Linked DNA regions of Homo sapiens: region 1 is linked to region 2. The links are chromatin loops, found by intact Hi-C in ENCODE. Cell type or tissue: heart right ventricle. All regions are shown on one strand. Each heading gives the region's core, and the rest is flanking DNA. Links, peaks and the distances in the headings are about the cores only.

Region 1 (10,615 bases), core at 1,247-9,246, 94 kb after region 2:
CTGGGTCTTGTTGGCTAATCCACTGTTCGTCGTTGGGAGTCACTGCTGCCACTGGTTTCAGCCGACTATGGTGAATCCAAGGTGTGAAACGTGCAACTTTAACAGCAGTGGGACTAGGCATGATCACGATATGGGGCCTATCCTATATGGGTCCTAGTGTGGTTGGATTCCATTTTTTTTCCTTTTTTTTTTTTTTTGAGATGGAGTCTCGCTCTGTCGCCGAGGCTGGAGTGCAGTGGCGCAATCTCAGCTCACTGCAAGCTCCACCTCCTGGGTTCACGCCATTCTCCTGCCTCAGACTCCTGAGTAGCTGGGACTACAGGGGCCCGCCATCATGCCGGGCTAATTTTTTGTATTTTTAGTAGAGATGGGTTTTCACCGTGTTAGCCAGGATGGTCTCGATCTCCTGACCATGTGATCCACCTGCCTTGGCCTCCCAAAATGCTTGGATTACAGGCGTGAGCCACCACACCCTGCCTCCATTTTTTAACTTAAACAAAATCCTTAGGTTTGAAAGGGTGTACTGGGTCTGTTTGACTTATAGGCATTTTTTTTCTATACCTAGCCATGCATTTTTGCATGGCCATACTTAAAGCCTGAATTTGCCTTCTTAAAGTTAGTTCTTCTAGTTTACAGAGATTACCTTTAATCTGACTTATGATGGGGGGTGGCTGGCTGAATAAAATCTTACAGGGCGAATACCCAGTTGTTTGGTGGGAGTGCACCTGACTCGGAGGAGGACAACAGACAAGACCTGATCCTACTTTTGATGAGTTTGACAAAATTTCTTCAGCAGCTGTTTGAGTGTCTGGTTTATGCACTCCACTTTACCTGAGCTCTGCGGCCTGTAGGCTGTATGTAATTTCCACTTTATTTTAATAGTCAAGTAAAGTCCTGAACTATTTCAGCCACAAATGTTGGTCCATTGTTTGATCTTAGAGTTAGAGACAGTCCAAATCTGGGAATAATGTCTTTTAACAACACCTTGGTCACCTCTAGTGCCTTCCCTGTCTGGGTGAGGAAGGCCTTGACTTATCCTGAAAAGGTGCAAATGAACACCAACATGTACTGATAGCCCTCCCTCTCAGGGCAATTAGGTGAAGTCTATAAGCAGTTTTTCACAGGGCACGGCTCCCTGGCTCCTGTTTCCTGAACTCCCAGGGGCGGAGTAGGCCCTCCTTGTCATGGATTGTTCTGAGTGCAAGTTAAACACTGTTTGTTTACAAATGGCTTGAGTAATAGCAGTGAGCCATGGTGCATAGAAATGATGCCTTAATAATGTCTTTAGTGCTGTTTTTTTTTTTTTATGTGAGTTCTTTGGTGGAATTGTTTTACAAATCTGGAGGTCACCATTTCTGGTATGGCTAGCCTCCCACTGGAGAATTTTTACCATCTTCCTTTAGTGTAGTTCTTATTTTTCTGGGCAAAACAAGCCCTTTCACTTGGAGCATAGCTTGGGATCTCCGGGAGGGGAATCTCTGGGAAGAGAAGCATAGCTAAGACTTCCTCTTTAGAAGGTGGAGTTGTCATTGCAGCCTGCTTTGCCTCTTTGTCTGCTTTTTTATTTTTATTTTTTTAGCCTTTAGTGTTCTTCCTTTTTTGGTTCCCCTTGCAGTGCATCACTGCCACCTCTTTTGGGTCCTATACAGCATTTAAGAGCTGTAGAATTTCTTCCTTGTACTTTATTTCTTTACTTTCAGCAGTTAAAAGTCTTTTTTCTTTGTAAATCACCTCATGAACATGCAAAGTGGCAGAAGCATATTTGGAATCTGTGTAAATATTTGTCTTTTGGTCTTTTGCTAGCCAGAGAGCTCTTGTCAGAGATATTAGCTCTGCTTTCTAAGCAGAAGTTTCTGTAGGCAGAGACTGCACCTCTACTACTGAGTCCAAAGTCACCACTGCATACCCAGCTCGGCAGACTCCCTTTAGTGATTTTAGTGAAAATCACTGATTTTCAGCAGCCTCAGGGTTAAATGGAGTGCACAATCAAAATGCCTTACAAAGTCTTTCATAAAACTTTAGTATGAAACTGCTTCCATCAGTAAAATATTTAATGTCCAGTTTCCCTGAGGGGCTATCAAATCTCTCTGGCTTGAGAAAACTTCATCTATCATGTTGACACAGAAATGAAAGGGGTCTCCTGGCACTGACTTGATGAGGAGCAATGTAGCCAGGTTTAGGCTATTCACAGTCTCTAAAGTCAGTTTATTAGCTTCTTGCACCAGTAGGGCAGTGGCAGCTAGTGCTTTAATAGCTTTAAAACAAAGAGGCCATCCAAGTGCCACAAAGTCTAATTGCCTGGATAAGTATGTCACTGGGTGATGCCATAAACTTATGGCTTGAGTTAGAACCCTTATGGCCTCCCTTTCACTTGTGGACATACAAGAAGATAGGCTTAGTTAGTTTATCCGGCAGTCCTAAAGCTGGGGCCTGAGTCAAGCTTTTTTGATTTCTTTAAACCCCTTCTCCTGGGAGCGTCTCTGCCCGGCCGCCATCCCATCTAGGAAGTGAGGAGCGTCTCTGCCCGGCCCCCCATCGTCTGAGATGTGGGGAGCGCCTCTGCCCCGCCGCCCCGTCTGGGAGGTGAGGAGCGTCTCTGCCCGGCCGCCCCGTCTGAGAAGTGAGGAGCCCCTCCGCCCGGCAGCCGCCCCGTCTGAGAGGTGAGGAGCCCCTCCGCCTGGCAGCCGCCCGGTCTGGGAAGTGAGGAGCGTCTCCGCCCGGCAGCCACCCCATCCGGGAGGGAGGTAGGGGTCAGCCCCCCGCCCGGCCAGCCGCCCCATCTGGGAGGGAGGTGGGGGGTCAGCCCCCGCCCGGCCAGCCGCCCCGTCTGGTAGGTGGGGGGTGCCTCTGCCCGGCCGCCTCTACTGGGAAGTGAGGAGCCCCTCTGCCCGGCCACCACCCCGTCTGGGAGGTGTACCCAACAGCTCATTGAGAACGGGCCATGATGACAATGGCGGTTTTGTGGAATAGAAAAGGGGGAAAGGTGGGGAAAAGATTGAGAAATCGGATGGTTGCTGTGTCTGTGTAGAAAGTAGTAGACATGGGAGACTTTTCATTTTGTTCTGTACTAAGAAAAATTCTTCTGCCTTGGGATGCTGTTGATCTATGACCTTACCCCTAACCCTGTGCTCTCTGAAACATGTGCTGTGTCCACTCAGGGTTAAATGGATTAAGGGTGGTGCAAGATGTGCTTTGTTAAACAGATGCTTGAAGGCAGCATGCTCGTTAAGAGTCATCACCACTCCCTAATCTCAAGTACCCAGGGACACAAACACTGCGGAAGGCCGCAGGGTCCTCTGCCTAGGAAAACCAGAGACCTTTGTTCACTTGTTTATCTGCTGGCCTTCCCTCCACTATTGTCCTATGACCCTGCCAAATCCCCCTCTGCGAGAAACACCCAAGAATGATCAATTTAAAAAAAAAAAAAAAAAAAAGATAAGCTCCATGGCATCTGCCATGAAAGGCTCTGGCATCTGCCACGAAAGGCTCTACCCACATCAAAGGTGTTCCTTGCAAGACCACTGGACTGCCTGGCCCAGACCAGGAGATTCTTTTTGTCTCTGTTGCTCTTCATGGACTGGTTCATTAACCTTTTTTTCCCATTTCTTTTCTCTTGATGTTAAATGTTATTTTGTTTGTTGTAGATGTTTAACCCATAACATTTATATATTGATTAGGTGTACTATTATGTATAATTTGCAATATAGAGTGACTTGTGGAGTGGCTTCAAAAAAAAATAAATAAATAAAAGCCTTCTCCTGGTTGGCCTCCTAGAGGAGAGGCTCTTTCTTTCCTCCTCTTTGTGGCTTTGTATAATGGCTTAGCCATGAGCAAGAAATTTGGGATCTAAATGTGGCAGAACCTTGCTGCCCTTAGGAACTCTCTTATTTGACACCAGGTTGTTGGAGTAGGAAGTACACAAACAGCCTGCTTTTGTTTACTACTAAGCCATCTTTCCTCTTGGTTTATATAAAAGCTTAAATACTGGACACTTTTAGAGCAGATTTGAGCTGTTTTCTGATACTTTATATCCTGCCTTTCACAGCAGGTGCAGGGGGTCTTGGGTTTTTCCTGGGTGCAGTAGCCCTTGGCCGGTGGTTTTTTTTTTTCATACCATGGCCTTGACAATTCTCCTTATTCTTTTTATGTTTTTGAGATGGAGTCTTGCTCTGTCACCCAGGCTGGAGTGCAGTGGCGCGATAGCTCACTGCAAGCTCCGCCTCCAGGGTTCACGCCTTTCTTCTGCCTCAGCCTCCCGAGTAGCTGGGACTACAGGTGCCTGCCACCATGCCCGGCTTTTTTTTTTTTTTTTTTTTTTTTTTTTTGTATTTTTAGTAGAGACAGGGTTTCACCGTGTTAGCCAGGATGGTCTCGACCTCCTGACGTCGTGATCCACCTGCCTCGGCCTCCCAAAGTGCTGGGATTACAAGCGTCAGCCACCATGCCCGGCCCATTCTCCTTATTCTTTTGACGTGTATCCTTCTAGTGTCCTTTCCTTTTGCACCGTGCACATAAATCTCTCTCTAGCCTTGGCCAGCTTTCAAACTCCTGTCCGGACTAGCCTTTTCCGTGACTGTGTTCACGCCTGCGTCCATGCCTCTTTGCAAAGCCAGCTTCTCTTCCCACAAGGGCTGCTGCTAGTAAATTAGCCTTTCTTAAGCCTCTGATCAGCTTTCTTCTTTGCCTCCTGATCTCGTTAATGTACACCCTGGTAGCCACTTTAATAAGCTGAGTAGCATTCATGCCTACAGAGCTTCTAACTTCTGCAATTTATGCCTGATATCTCCTTGGGTCTGCCTTACAAATGCCGTATTCACCTTGCACTGATTTTCAGCAGCCTCAGGGTTAAATGGAGTGTGCAACCAAAATGCCTTACAAAGTCTTTCATAAAACTGGCTGGTGCTTTTATCTGCACCCTGGAGCACCTCTGAGATGTTTTATATTGGTTGCCTTTTTCTTTTACCATCCTTTAGCCTTTGCAGAAGTGCTTCTCGGCACTTTTGTGGGTGCTGAAGGTGGACTGCATCATCTGCATCCTGGTGGGGGTCCTCTTGTCCTTTTTAGAGGCAGAAGCATAACTTGGGCATGGCTCGACCTGAGATGGCCTGCCTGACTTTTCCAGCCTTTCGCTTTAACTTCCCAGAGCTCTGATTTCTCTTTCTCGGGTGAGACTGGGAGCCTGTATCTCTTTGAACTTAACTCCTTAGGGGCAGTTAGCCTTGGTAAAGGGGGGTAGATTGGAATGTAGGGAGGAGGGGTCTCTATTCCCTCCTGTGGTTCTTGCAAAACTGGTTTTCTTTTTCCTAAGACTTTTCTTTTGTCTCCATAGCTGCCAGGGTGGCTGATTTTTACTTTCACTTTTGGCTTTCACTTTTTGCTTTTGGTGCTATAAGCCTCTGTGACTTTCCCTTTAACTCTGTAGCTGCCAGTGCAGCTGGTTTCTCTTGGCATGAGCTGTGAGCGTTCTACAATAAACTGCTAAGCAGGGCTGCATTCATTTAGCCATGAGTCAATATAAAGACTAGGTCTGAATGTCCTGGCTGTCCTCTGATCCTAGTCACCACCTTAAAACACATGGCCAATTTCTCTATAGTGCCTTCGGCCAGCCATCCAACACTAAAACAGGGCTATTCTAATTCACAGTATGTCTTTAACTTTTGAACATCCAGTTTCATCCCATAATCACCTCTAAATCCTTTTTTAAAAAAATTCTTTATCGTGCACTCCAAAGGAGTTGGTTTCAATGCTTTCCCTCTCATTTCCTCCCTTGCAGTGCACTCTCACTCTCATTTTCACCCTCAGGTTCACCAGACTGGGTCCTATTACAGGAGTTTTGGATGCTGCTTAGCCAGGAATGTGCCTTCCCCTGTCACAGCCTGCTGCAGCTGCAAAGCTGATCCTATCAGCCGTATGCAACATCCTAGGTTTGATTTTGCCTACACTCGCCTCAGAGCACACAGCCTGCACTAAGGGATCTGTGCCTCCCCACATCAGTCCCCATGTTGGCCTCTCCTGAGACCATCTCTTTCACACACTTTCACACACCTCCCCTGCCCCAGGACTCCTCACTGGATGAAATGAACCTCTCTTGTGTCCTGGGTGAGCCTAGTTAGGCTCCCACATTCACACACATAAACCCATCACTCCTACCCCAGGACTCCTCATCGGATGAAATGAGCCTCTCTCATGTCCCAGGTAGGTTCACATGCACCCACACACCCCCAGTTCCTGTCTCCAGATTCTGTGAACCATTTTCACTTTGTTAGTGGGGACACGAGGTTCAATCAAATTGGCAGGCCACTCCTGCTGCCCCCAGCCACTCTGGGTTGGATTAATGGTCAGTCCCCTTCATCCCTATGGGACGGGCTTTCCTGCCTTGGGCCACTACTCCTTATCGTGGTTCCTGAAGTGCTGGTATTGTCCTGCATCTCTGTCCCCAGTTCTGTTGCACTGCTGGGCAGGGCACCAGGACATGGGGAGAGCTGGTCTCCATCCAGGTGAAACCCCCTCATGGTGCGTCTTGGATGCTGGGTCTCCCCCATCCCCGGGGCCCTAGACACACTGGCAAAGGAGACAGTAAATCTATCATCTCCAAACCCAGATAAGCCCCCAGAAATGTTGCAGGATATTTTAAAGAATCAGGGAGACCGAGGGGTTGAGGAGGATATTTATTATTTAGGTTCACTGGCCTAGTCGGATTACATCCAAAGGACTGAGCCCTGAACAAAGAGCTAAGTTATCTTTTAAGCATTTTGTGGGGTTGGGGGAGATCTGTGCAGGGGGAAGCATATTACAGAAGCGAGAAAGAAAGACAGTTATTCAATTAATTGAGACATGCATTACATCATTCTTACTTTTCAAGGAAAAACATGTTTTACGACTTGAGTTTATCTGTCTAGTGACCTTGCAGCTGCACAGCTAGAGAAACAGTGCCTGGGAAAGAAGAGATAAGGCTCACTAGCCACAGAAAAACAGGCAGTTAATTTTTAAAGGACTCCAGCTCTTTCTCTTTCTCAGGGAGAATTGGGTTTTCTTACATACAGCTGAGTTTCTGTTTACACATTCTTTAATTTATTTTAATTCCTATTCCAGTTTAAGACCAACCTGGCCAACATGGTGAAACCCCGCCTCTACTAAAAGTATGAAAATTAGCCAGGCATAGTGGTGCATGCCTGTAGTCCCGCTACTGGGAAGGCTGAGGCACAAGAATCGCTTGAACCCAGTATGCGGAGGTTGCAGTGAGCCGAGATTGCGCCACTGCACTCCAACCTGGGTGATAGAGTGAGACTCCATCTCAAAATAAATAAATGAAATTATTATTTTTTTAATTTACCCCTTGACTCTGCAATGTATTTAGGATTTTCCTCCAATGAAATAAAAATGCACAAGTGTGCAAGCAGTTAAAAAAAGGGTTTTTTTAAACCCCAATTTTTATTCTTTGTAGACACATTGGTGATCAGCCAATCAGAGGTTCATATTGAGGAGAAAAGGCAGAAATAATTCCTGCCCTTTGGATTCATCAGATTTGTGAAGAAATAAATTTTTTTCCAAAGGACTAAGAAGAACCCATTTTAGTAAGGCAATGCAAGAACCTGCAAAACAAAATGTACCTGAGGCCCACAGTGGAGTACAGTACAGTTTCTCCTGGGAAGGTGATCACTGAGTAATTGAATGGGTAGGATGGGAATGGGAGAATGTTTTGAGTGATACCATGGTCTGACTTGACAGTTGAGTCAGACATGTTTGTGTTCCAATCGGCACTGCCACTCCCTGAGTTTGTCACCTTGGAAAGATTATTTTACTTATTTCAACTTCAGTTTTTTAATTACCTTAAATTACATTTTATTAGTAGAACTTAAGACATTTTACAAGAGTCAAGTACCCAGAAAGGTGGATTTCAGTAAAATCTAGTCATATATTTATTTCATTAAAGATTCTTATCTATCTTTATTATCCCCAGAGTGAGTGTAGTAAGTTTCTTATGTGTGTTCTTTTTGGGGGGTGATTTCAAGTAAAATTCCAGGGCTTTTCTTTGAAAATGCTACCAGAAGGCTGAGTGCGGTGGCTCACACCTATAATCCTTGCACTTTGGGAGGCTGAGGCAGGCAGATCACCTGAGGTTGGGAGTTCGAGATCAGCCTGATCAACACGGAGAAACCTCATCTCTACTAAAAATACAAACTTCGCTGGCCATGGTGGCCCATGCCTGTAATCCCTGCTACTCGGGAGGCTGAAGCAGGAGAATTGCTTGAACCTGGGAGGCGGAGGTTGCGGTGAGCTGAGATCAAGCTATTGCACTCCAGCCTGGGCAACAAGAGTGAAACTCTGTCTCAAAAAAAAACAAAAAAAACAAAAAAAAAACAAAAAAAAAAAAACCAAAGCTACCAGGGAAATAAATAGGAAAAATCGCTCTTGCATTATGGCTACAGAAAGTGATATATTTCCACAGCAAATGTGATAGATTAACTGGTGAATTGCATATATTTTTCAAAACATCAGCTCCCATTTTTTGCAGGGTCTAGAATTTGTAACAGTGGACATCTGTGTTCTGTATCCTGTGGTCTGGATGTCCAAGTTTAATGCTAAATTTTATGAGATGAGACTTAGCACCTTCTAGAAATGTTCCCATATGGTTATTTATTAAATTATTTATCATGGAAATATTTAAATGACACGTTTATTTTCTGAAAGAAATAGATACTAAGTGCCTTACAATTTCCTTACAATATTCTATAAACACTGTGTTTGAGTGATTTTGCTCTTTTCTTCAAACATTGAGCATTTTCTTATTTAAAACTAAGTGAATAACCCTGACTGGGAAGTAGAAGCCTGAATTCAGTGACTCCCCAAGCTAACAATAGTTTTGCCTGCAAAGGGAGATTATTGAAGGAGCAACCAGTTCTGCCTGAGGAGCCTCCCCTGCAGATGCCCTAGCCTGCTCACAATAGCCATGGACAGAGCCTTTTATACTTAGAGAAATGACAAAACCCTGAAAAGCTGGAAATCCTTAGGCAGACACAGTTGGGATTGGCATGAAAGTGGGGTTGGGAAGCTCTTTCTGAGGATGGAGTCGTTATTTTCCTGGGGCTATTTCTAGATTTTGTAAAATAAGACAAATTCAGATTTAGGTAAGAAGTTACATGATTTTAAAGGAGTATTGCAACAAAGGGAAAGCACCAACTATAAGATGCTGGAAGATCTCAAAAGTTAGGCAGAATAGGGCTTTCTTTCATAAGGAGGAGGAAACAGGACAGAAAGAAAGGTAGGAGGGGGAGGGAGGAATAAAACATGGTGAAATCAGGTCCCAGATCAGAGAATGTTTCACCCAGAAGTTAGCCTGTTGTATTTTTTGTTGTTGTTGTTTTTTTAAAGACCGAGTTTTGCTCTTGTTTCCCAGGCTGGAGTGCAATGGTGTGATCTCAGCTCACTGAAACCTCTGCCTCCCGGGCTCCAGCAATTCTCCTGCCTCAGCCTCCTCAGTAGCTGGGATTACAGGCATGCACCACCATGCCTGGCTAATTTTGTATTTTTAGTAGAGATGAGATTTCTCCATGCTGTTCAGGCTGGCCTCGAACTCCTAACCTCAGGTGATCCGCCCACCTTGGCCTCCCATAGTGCTGGGATTACAGGCATGAGCCACTACACCTGGCTAGCCTGTTCTTAAGAGGGGTATAAAGAGGAGTTGTGTGTCAGCTCAGAGTAAGTTCAGGTCAAAGTTTGGGAGCCTGAGGAAGGAAAGAAACTTAGACAAAGTTTGGTTAACAAGTATTTTGTTCTGACCACTGAAGACAAACTTATTATTTAATTGTTTATGAGACCCCCAAAAAAGGGAATTTAGAGTCTGTGGCTTTGTGATATCAAAAACAGGAAAGATGTTTCTTTGCAGTAAATGCTCTTGGAAAACACAAAGGATGGGGGATTTCTTTAATCACAGCTGTTGCTGTTACCTACCCACCCCATTCCCCCCCACCGCTTTTTCTTGCCATTTACATTTCTTCCATTTGGCTGTTCCTGACTTGTATCTTTATAATAAACTGGTAAATGCATGTATAGTGTTTTGTTGAGTTCTGTGAGTAGTTATATTAAGTTATTAAACTTGAGGAGCAGGTTATGGGAGCCCCCAATTTATAGGCAGTAGCTCAGAAGGATAGATGGGCCCCTAATAATCGCAGCTGGGATCTGCAGTGGGGGCAGTGTTGTGGGACTGAGCCCTGAACTTTTGGCGTCTGCGTTGACTCAGGATGGTATCAGAATTGAGTTATTATTGGACAACCAATTGGTGTTGGAGAATTGGTTGCTGTTAAAACTCTATACATTTGGTGTCAGGAAAAAATATCCCAGGGGTTTAGGCAGGAGGGAAACTCTGTTCCCCTGCACACAGTCTGTCACAATGCACATTGTCCTGTGATTCCAGATCTCCTCTCAGGGTAAAAGGGGACTGAGGACTTAGAAGAAAGGAGTTCTGAGAACAGACCCCCTGCCCCCAACCTGCTACCACACGATTCTCACCTACTTATGAACATACCCACTAGGAATAGATGTGGCCACACCCTCCACAAAACAAGACTTGACTATCAGGAATTATGTTTATAGGGCCTTTGCACCTAGAATTGCT
Region 2 (10,615 bases), core at 1,660-9,659:
ATTAGCATCTTAAATCTCCACACACGTGAGTGTTTTTTACTATTACAATGAGTAAAAGGTCAGTTAGAGGACAGGTAAAATCAAACTGTGCTCTCTACAGGGGAATTTCCCTGCTGGAGAGAGCTTTTCTTGAATGAGCTGAAATCCAATGTAAATGTTGGTGCTTATTGTGTTGGCAGTCTGCAGTTGTCATGCAATCACCATGGTTGCCGCATCCCCAGGACATAGCCACTTTCTTGATTACCTAGCCCGCCTCAATAGTACTTGATTTATTCCCCAACTATCAACTCTAAGGCTCAGATTTAGCTGTTATGTCAACATTGTCAACAGTGGCAAAATTAAAATTTTTAAATCAAACATATTTGAGCTTCATTTGGGTCACTAGCTGTGTATCCAAGATAAATCATTTTACATTTCTGGAGCCTCAATATTCATTATTAATAAAAATTATTTCCCCCAAGGCTATTTTAGTTCATGCATGGTAGCTATAATACATGAAAGTCTTGTCTAAATATTATATTAAATACTTAGGAGAAAGAAAATCATATTTCAAAGATATAAGTGAGTTGGTATATTTTGTCATATTTAGTGTATTTTTTCTTTTTTAAAAATGCCAAAATAAGAATTTTATTATTTTTTCTGGAATAACAGAATGTTTCTAAGTTATGACTTTGCTGATTTTTACATATGGTTTTCTGCTACTGTTGAATGTAGGTTAAATTTCAAACCCACTGTTTTTTAGCTTGTGTGGTTTTTGGGGTCATTTTGGGGAACAAAATATATTAGACATTGACTGTTTGGGGAAACTTGGTTTCATTCCTGCCCTCTTTCTTTTATTACATCTAGGGCTTCAAAAATGACTAGGATTCTAATAAGGTTGATTTGAAATCAAGCAACAGAAATTCCCAGAAAAGTCTCAGGGAAATAGCTACTGGATAGTGTCTTTTTGTGAGATTTATACATGAAACAGAGTTCAATAAAATTTATAAAATTATTGCAAGTTTTTGGGCCAGGTGTGGTGGCTCACCCCGGTAATCCCAGCCCTTTGGGAGCCCGAGGTGGGTGGATCACCTGAGGTCAGGAGTTCGAGACCGGCCTGGCCAACGTGGTGAAACTCTGTCGCTACTAAAAATGCAAAAAATAGCTGGGCATGGTGGCAGGCACCTGTAATCCCAGGTATTTGGAGGGCTGAGGCAGGAGACTTGCTTGAACCTGGGATACAGAGGTTGCAGTGAGCCGAGATTGTGCCACCACACTCCAGCCTGGGTGACAGAGCGAGACTCTATCTCAAAAAAAAAAATTGCAAGTTTTTTAAATTTAGAAACTAATTGCCTTCAACATATTAGTGCCTTGTCTTAGTTTGTCTACAGCAACCCTACCTTGGGGAAGCTAAAATTACAGAAAAGGATATTGCTACTGTAATAAGTTTTGGAACAAATACTTATGTGCTTATGAACATTCCTCCTTAATAATCCTTAGATACATGTCATTCTGGCTCAATCCTTTTGGCAGGACTGTTTGTAATTCCAGAGACTTTTTCTCACCAAAGAGAAGCCATGGAGTTTTCAACTTTTTTTTTTTTTTTTTTTTTTGAGATGGAGTCTCACTCTGTCACCAGGCTGGAATGCAGTGGTGTGATCTCGGCTCACTGCAACCTTCACCTCCCGGGTTCAAGCCATTCTCGTGCCTCAGCCTCCTGAGTAGCTGGGATTAGAGGTGTGCGCCACCATGCCCAGCTAATTTTTGTATTTTTAGTAGAGACGGGGTTTCACCACGTTGGCCAGGATGGTCTTGATCTCTTGACCTTGTGATCCGCTTGCCTAGGCCTCCCAAAGTGCTGGGATTACAGGCATGAGCCACCATGCCCAGCCTCAGCTTTTTATGTTTATGTTTACTAGTGAGCTTCATAGTTGACATCATTATATTGGGGTCCCCCAGGAACCTCTGAGCCTTAGAGCTGACCATCCTACCTCATCCTTCTTGCTTCTCATGCTCTGTTGTTGACTCCCTCTCACTTCATGTTTGAGCCTTCATGAAACTTCAGTTTGGAGAAACCAGAGACACGGGTTGCCATATATCTTGAGAATCAGGATCCTCTTGAGGATAAAGACTTTACATTTATCATTCATGTTACAAAACAGTATTTTTAAGATGTGAACATGTTTCAGTGAAATTAAATAAAATGATTTTATCAGTATGCCAATGTGATCAAAATAACTGTATCAAGTTCACCAAATGTTTTGCTTTAGACTCTCCCAAAACAAAGATCAATATGTATGCACTGGTAGATGTTAGTTTTTTTGGTGTAGCTTTTTGTTTGCATTTTTAAAGATTTTTTTTCTACTCTATGCTGATGTTAAGCTACACAAAGCTTACCAAAAACTTAATTTTATCACATTTTTCAAGTGAAAGGTTAAATACTTTTTTTTTTTTTTTTTTTTTGAGGCAGAATCTCACTCTGTAACTCAGGCTAGAATGCGGTGCTTCAATCTCAGTTCACTGCAATCTCTGTCTCCTGAGTTCAAGCTATTCTCTTGCCTCAGCCTCCTGAGTAGCTGGGATTACAGGTGCTTCCCACCATGCTTGATTTTTGTATTTTTAGTAGTGATGGGTTTTACCATGTTGGCCAGGCTGGCCTTGAACTCCAGACCTAAAGTGATCCACATGACTCAGCCTCCCAAGTGCTGGGATTACAGGCATGAGTCCCCATGCCCAACCTAAATACTTACATATTGAAATTGACATTCTAGATTATTCTTTTCCACATTATATCGTCTGTAATTATTAGTACTGCATTGCAGTTTTTTCTTGCACAAGCTTATAAAAATATATCCAGTTGATTTCTTAGATAAGAGAAGAATCTGTTTTTTCAGACAGTAGCATGAGAATTCTTGACATACTATCTTTAGAGATACTGAAAGCAACTGGATAAATTTGCTGAAATTTGTCTTTGTTCATAAGCCCACTAGAGGCTAAGTCATAGCAACACACGTTGCCATAGTTCAATTCAAATTTTTTTGTCTAAAATCTTGTTGAGCCACATCCATCTATGTATGTAACACTAACTTGGTGACAGCTTCTTTATACTAAACCAGAACTCATTTTACCTGGTGGTTTTGTTTTAAATGTATGAGCTGTGCTATATGATATTCCAATAACTAATCAAAATGTAATTCAGAGACTATGGAGAAAAAGTCACATAGGCACACTAAAAATGAGTTGGAATCTGGCAGCTGACACTGATTAACAGGTTGAGCAGATTAGACTAGACCTAAATCCCTGTAAACAATATTAAAAGAAAGAATTTTTATTAATAACATCCTTGACAATGTAATAGGCCTATGAGATTTGAAAAGAAATTGATTAGTTTACCCATCATCAATCCATATTAAACTATCAAATTTTGAACACACCATAAAAAATAAAATTAGTAAACTATTCTTAGAGTTAATCTGATTAAAACAAGACTTCTGGGTATTTGAAAACACCAAATTATTGATGAAAAATACCCATTTTGAACAAATTCTTGATCATATATTATACATCATACATATATGATAATGTATGATTGCATATATGATATGTATGTATGATGTATGATATATATGATCAATAATTTGTTCAAAATGGACATTTTCATCAATAATTTGGTGTTTTCAAATACCCAGAATATATATATATTTTTTAAATACCCAGAATATATATATATATTACTACTAAGTAAAACCTAATACTAATAGCTTTGATTTATAAAATATTTGTGAATTTCTATCCTGTAGTGAAAAATCAAGAAATTATTTAAATCTGCTATCTAAATTTTGATTATAATATTTGGTATTTTAATTAAGTGCATGTATTCATATACTATGGCAAACCACCTATTTCTTTACTATCCTGCCATTTTATAAAATAAACCTGAATTTGTGGAGATATTTGTAAAAAAAAAATTATTTCTAAAAAAAGTTTTGATTTAGACATCAAAATAGATATTAATGTCACATTATAAACATAGTTTGCTGAACCCTACAGTAATCTGTAGTTTGTGTACAACAGTCTTAGATTACCTAAAACAAAAAGTCTCTTTCTTATGTTTAACATGCAAAAGTCCAAAATATATCCAGACAGATGGAAACTGTGACTGCCATCTTAAGATACAAATGTTTCAGCACGATAACACTGTTCTGTGTATGTACAGATGGAAAAACCAAACTTTGAAGTTTTCAAATCATAAACAGGAGTGTAATTTGTGATTCTAAACCTTAAATATAGGAAACAAACACATACAGTTTACTCTTCTTAATTTAAAATATACTGTTCTTTGAACAATTCAAGTAATGTTAGACTATCAAAAATTTCATAAGCCATACAAGTGTCAACTGCATTTTCAAAATTATAAGAACTTAAGAGTAAACTAAACTGATACAGTTCAGTTTAAAAAGTAAACTACTTTTTATTTGCCTTTGTGATAAGAATCACCTGTATTTATTTTGGAACAAACAAGAAATTATATGGTGGTAACTTGCTGGGTGCTGACTGTGATGGTATTTACTTTCCTAGGGATAGGAAGATCCAGTGGACCAGAATCATAAGCACCTTGCCATGTTCATTGCTGTTCTTTTTTTCTGTGACTAAGATTCATTTCCCAGACTCTGAAATGGCTGCATTGTCTGGGGTAAATACCTGGGGTTTGTTGTCTCACACGAGGAAAATTTAGAACACGAACACACACGAGGATTGATTTTGGGGTGGAAAGTTTAATAGACAACACGCCTGTAATCCCAGCACTTTGGGAGGCCGAGGCAGGTGGATCACGAGGTCAGGAGATCGAGACTATCCTGGCTAACACGGTGAAACCCCGTCTCTACTAAAAATACAAAAAATTAGCCGGGCGTGGTGACGGGCGTCTGTAGTCCCAGCTACTCGGGAGGCTGAGGCAGGAGAATGGCGTGAACCCGGGAGGCAGAGCTGGCAGTGGGCCGAGATGGCGCCACTGCACTCCAGCCTGGGCGACAGAGTGAGACTCCGTCTCAAAAAAAAAAAAAAAAAAAAAAAAAGAAAGTTTAATAGGCAAAAATAACAGAGAGAGAGAAAGCTCCTCATGCTGAGAAACAGGGTCACCTAAAAAATTTCCTGGTTGCGGGTAGAACACAATTGATTTTGTAGAGAAGCTTGAGGAGTCAGTGATTGATTTACATAGGGCACAGGAGATTGGTTGACCAGGTGTGCCATTTACATAACCCATGCAAAGGCTGGCCCTCCCACCCTAGTCTTTTATTATGCAAATGTAGCTTCTACCTGTCACCATGATACCTGCTCACGTGGCTTTACCTGGCTGGTGCCATGACACCCACACAAGTGGTGTCAAAGAAAAAAGAGGAGGAATTCACCTCTGTTGAAATGTACTTGCCTTTTAATACAGCCGCCTGCATTTACAAATGAAAGTCTCCAGCCTGCTTATCAGCTTGCAGCTTGACTTTTCAGGCTGTTTTCTGTTAGAAAAGAATTGGCTTTGGGGCTGCTTTTTATTAAAGAAAAATTCTAGTGAGAGAACTCTTTTACCCTCTCTAAATGCCTAAAATAATTTCTTAATAACTCCTATATTATTCTCCCCTCAGGAGACGTATTCCTAACTGCTGTTAGGGGGTGTCAGATGACGAATCTTTCAAGATACTTCCTGCTGAAAAGGGCCATCATGTTGGGGAACAGCAGTTAGGGCTCCTCCTGAGGTTGATCTAAGAGTTCTTGAAAAAAAATGGTGTGTCCAGGCCAGGTGCAGTGGCTTATGCCTGTAATCCCAGCACTTTGGGAGGCCGAGGCAGGTGAATCACCTGAGGTCAGGAATTCAAGACCAGCCTGGCCAACATGGTGAAACCGCATCTCTAATAAAAACACAAAAATTATCCAGACTTGGTGTTGCGTGCCTGTAATCCCATCTACTAGGGAGGCTGAGGCAGGAGAATTGCTTCAACCTGGGAGGCGGAGGTTGCAGTGAGCCGATATCTCACCACTGCACTCCAGCTTGGGTGACAGAGCGAGACTTCGTCTTAAATCAAACAAACAAACAATAAAAAAAAAGAATGGTGTGTCCTCGTGTGGCTCTGTTTGCAGCACCTAGGCAAAAAAGAGATAATTTTTACCAGAAGGTTTTGAAGACAGGATTAGAATATTCATATTAAGATGACCGCTGCTAGTGGGGTAATACAACCTTATGGTATAATAGCAGAGTTCTACACCTGTTAGTTGTCCCAATGGATTGTAATACTGGTTTGCCTCCACTAGATGTTGCTGTACATTACCAGAAACGTTAATATAAAAGTAACATTTTCTTTGAGAAAAACATACATTTTCCCCTTGACTTGCCATTAGGGAATACTTTTAGGTTTAGGCCATTTTTATAACTTTCAATATGATTGGGAGAAATACATCATCCGGTGGCTAAAGTAACTTTAGTGTTAATCTTGGCAATGCCTTTCCTTTAATTATTCAACTCTTTATTTCCACAGACCATCTTATAACAAACTTTCTGACTTGTCCTAAACATCCATTCTTTAAACAACCAGTCATCTCCTTTTAGAACAAGAATTTAACATACAAGATTCTTCCTTATATAAAATCTTTCTTTATAACTGTCTTTCTGTAGCTTACAGTGCACCATATTACCAATTTTTTTTTTTTTTGAGACAAAGTCTTGCTCTTGTCCCCCAGGCTGAAGTACAATGGCATGATCTCTTGATACCCTACCTTGTTTTAACCTGATTATCTCTCTTAGCTGAGAGAGCCGGACAGACTCCATTTTATTTCCTTCACTTACAGCCCCTTTACCTCCCTCCCTTAAGGGCATAACTAGTGCAAGCTGACTCCAAGCACGTCCAGGAATGCACTTACTGATAAGATATTGAGGCAAGCTGAACCAGCAGCTCCTGGGGACGCACCTAAAACCCCTGCATTTACCTCTTTGTGATAGTTTAAACCCCTGCACCTGGAACTGTTTATTTTTCTGTAACTGCTTCTGTAACCAATTAATTTTTTTAACTTTCTGCCTGTTCTACTTCTGTAAAAATTGCTTTAGCTAAACTCCGCCTCCCCTATTTAGACCACGATATAAAAAAAATCTAGCCCCTTCTTCGGGGCCGAGAGAATTTTGAGCACTAGCTGTCTCTCGGTCACCGGCAATAAAAGGACTCCTGAAATTAGTCTCAGAGTGTGGCGTTTCTCTACAACTCGCTCGGTTACAACATTTGGAAGCCCCAGCAAGATAATTGCCACCTGGTGAGTGCCGGACTCGCTCCAGGCTCTCCTGGCTGGACAGCGGGCTTATAGGGGAGGCACCTCCTGAAGCTGTTCCAGAGACCCGTAGGCCACTGTCTTCCGGAGGGGAACGGATCGACTGCCGGTGTGTGCCCTCCAAAATCAACTCCTGAGTCCTGCATTTCTGGTCCTGGGAAGGTAAGTCAGATCTGACTCTGTTTCTCTGGGAGGGAAGCGGCCCTGACGAGGGCGTCCTTCTGACTCTGCCCATATTCCAGGATGCTGGAGGACGGAGTCCTGGTTTCTGTCAGCCTTCTCTGTTAAGACTAGCCTCTCTCTCTCTCTCTCTCTCTCTCTCTCTCTCTCTCTCTCTCTGTCTTTCTCTCTGTCTTTCTCTCTCTCTCTTTTTATCTCTTCTCCTTCTCTCATTCAGGTTTCTAGGAGACCTCTGTTTTAGAATGGGAATAAAGAATTGTGATAAACTCTGTGTAAGTGTGTGTGTGAATGTGGGGTTCAAGGGCTTGTCCTTGAATTTCCAGTTTGCAGCTCCACGGTGAAAGCTACGGAGTTGGAGTGGGCCCTCACCTGTGGTTCCGTGGCGACCTCATAAGGCTTAAGGCAGCATCGGGCATAGCTTGATCTGAGCCGGTGGGTTTATACCGGTCTGCCAATGCCAAGAGGAGCCTAAGTCCCCTCCGGCGGAGCAGCCAGGTGGGCATCTGGCTGATCCCATCACGGGACCCCCTCCCCTTGTCTGTCTATAAAAATTGTCATAATTGTTTGTATACCCCGGTGTCTCTTGTCCTGTCTGGTGTCTGTCTAAGTTTCACATGTCAGGTCATCGATATTTCCGAAGATGACTGGGCAAGAACTTCTTTAAAGTCCTGAATGCAGATTTTCTAACACAGGAGGTCAAATTTCTCATCAGTCATTTGGGCTGGTCTTCCCAGTCCTGCCTTTTCTGTCAGAAACAAATCAGGTGTTGTTACGGGGAGGCGTGTGGGGAACATTTGCCCGTTTGGGATTTCTGGCACCATAAAGATTGCTAGCATTTGGATTGCCACACCCCATGCCCCAGTGACTGGACCACCTCTGCCTTAGACCAGTGGTGGATTCAAAATAGCCACCCTGCAGTCCTCCTTGCTCACCTTTTCTGTCATCCCATAACTTTTCCCATGCCCTTAGATAAGGCACTGTGCAGAGAAACCTGTGCCCATACTGCTTTACTCCACCTGGATTCTTATTCTATCCCTCTGGCTACTCTCCTACCTTAGAAAAGATCAGAGTGGCCCCTTTCCTCCTCATCCCCATCCCTTACCCCACCCATCTTGTTTTCCTGTGTCACAGCAAGTCCAACGTCCAATGACTCTACTCTCCCTCCTAAAATCCTTAAAAGAAAGGGCCAACTTTAAACTTTTTGCCTTTGAGTCGTGGAGATACCAAAGATATTTGGGCTATAAGTCAGAAAGGAGGGGAGGATCACATAGGTCCCACTGGCCTCAGACCCACCTCTTGTCCTCCCCCTAGATCTCAAAGCTTAAAGAAACAGAACTTATGTGACAAGAAGTGTTGGCTATAGTTGTTTTCCTACTTCTTCTGGTTATAATACTTCTGTTCTTCCTATACTACAGCCCCCCAGATTGTGAATTTCTCTGTCCATGCTGAGTTTAATATTTCGCCTAGACCTTGTTAATTGCCTCCAGAATGGGGAACTCTTCTTCCTGGCCCCATAAAGATTGGAGCCCTTCCAATATACGTTACAAAATTCCTCTCTGGGCTTCTCAGAGGATTATGGAGTCTGCCTTAAGAAAGCAAACTCTGGACACTTTATGAAGTGGAATGGCCACAGTTTGGAACCAGGTGGCCCCTAGAAGGGTCACTGAATCTCACAACTGTGCAGACTGTGTGGCAGGTCATTGCTGGAACTCCCGGACACCCCAATCAGTTTCCTTACATTGATCAATGGCTAGATTTGGTCCAGAGCCCTCCTCCATGGCTCTGCTCATGCACCATTCATGATCCCACCTCCCAGGTCCTTTTGAGCCCGACTGCACTTTTGCCCCAACCCTCAGCTCCCTCGGCTCCTCCTGTACTGCCTCCTTCTAAAGAAGAGGAAAGTTTTCCTCACCCATGTTTGCCACCCTACAACCCTCCTGCTCTCCCAGAATCTTCCCATGTCTCCTTGACTACATGCTCTGTGGCTTCTCCACCTATAGCCACCCAATTACGGCCTCAGCCAGAGGAGGTGGCCCCTCTCCTCCTGCTGAGAGAGGCCCAAATCCCTCCAGGCAGTGAGCGCTCTGCTCCATTTTTAGTTTATGTCCCCTTCTCTACTTCTGACCTGTACAATTGAAAGGTTCATAATCCCCCCTACTCTGAAAAGCCCCAGGTCTTGACCTCACTGATGGAATCCATGCTCCGGACTCACTGGCCCACCTGGGATGCCTGTCAGGAACTCCTTTTAACACTTTTCACCTCTGAAGAGAGGGACTGTATCTGAAGGGAGGCTAGGAAGTATTTCCTTACATCAGCCGGTAGACCAGAGGGGGAAGCCCAAGACCTCCTAGTGGAGGTTTTTCCCTCTACCCGGCCCAGTTGGGATCCAAACTCCTCATGGGGAAAGACAGCTTTGGATGATTTTCACTGGTATCTCCTTGTGGGTATCAAAGGAGCAACTCAAAAACCCATAAATTTATCTAAGACAACTGAAGTTTTCTAGGGGCCTGATGAGTCACTGGGAGCATTTTTGGAACACCTCCAGGAGGCCTATTGGACTTACACCCCTTTTGAGCCAGCGGCTCCTAAGAATAGCCGTGCTATTAATTTGGCATTTGTGGCTCAGGAGGCCCCTGATATTAAAAAGAAATTACAAAAATTAAAGGGATTTGCTGGAATGAATATCATTCAGCTTTTAGAAATAGCACAGAAAGTTTTTGACAATCAAGAGTTTGAAAAACAAAAAGAGGCATCTCAGGCAGCTGAAAAGGCTGCTGACAAAGCATCAAAAAGACAGGCAAAAATCTTAGTGGCTGCCATCCAAGAAGCCAGGAGGGAAGGGCCCCCAGCACAGAGCGCTGGCCAGGAGATCTCGGGTCCCTGCCAAAAAGGCCAAAAAGGTGAGCAGGCTCCTGTACTAAAAAACCAATGTGCTTATTGCAAGCAGATTTGACACTGGAAGAAGGAACGCCCATTAAAACCAGAAGAAAAACCAGAGAATAAAAAGGTCCTCATCCTCCCTGCTGTGGAGGAATATGCTGATTGATGGGGCTGGGTCTCCCTCTCCCTTGGCCCCCGGGAACCCATGGTGTCCGCCACAGTGGGGGGCCGGCCTGTACGTTTCCTAATTGACACCAGGGCAGAACACTCA

The links. A loop is a pair of places that touch in the nucleus more often than their neighbours do. Peaks named below come from ENCODE experiments on the same cell type or tissue, not always from the same donor. Only the 100,000 strongest peaks of a DNase experiment are listed, where the experiment ranks them.
Region 1: it touches region 2 in a loop (2.2-fold over the local background); 3 of 110 quality-filtered maps call a loop at or near these places.

The regions. Positions count from the first base shown.
Region 1 is chr19:21,599,334-21,609,948 of GRCh38, reverse strand. The region is part of intron 3 of LOC105372323 (a long non-coding RNA gene); the gene reads right to left. Among named protein-coding and RNA genes, the nearest start is that of ZNF429, 99 kb to the right of the region's middle. In heart right ventricle, for the core only: no CTCF peak of the experiment used is centred there; no DNase peak of the experiment used is centred there; H3K4me3 peaks cover 2,322 bases; H3K27ac peaks cover 4,333 bases.
Region 2 is chr19:21,694,072-21,704,686 of GRCh38, reverse strand. No RefSeq gene overlaps it. Among named protein-coding and RNA genes, the nearest start is that of ZNF100, 68 kb to the left of the region's middle. RefSeq lists an enhancer at 5,360-5,860. In heart right ventricle, for the core only: a CTCF peak has its summit at 6,270 (motif pointing right); no DNase peak of the experiment used is centred there.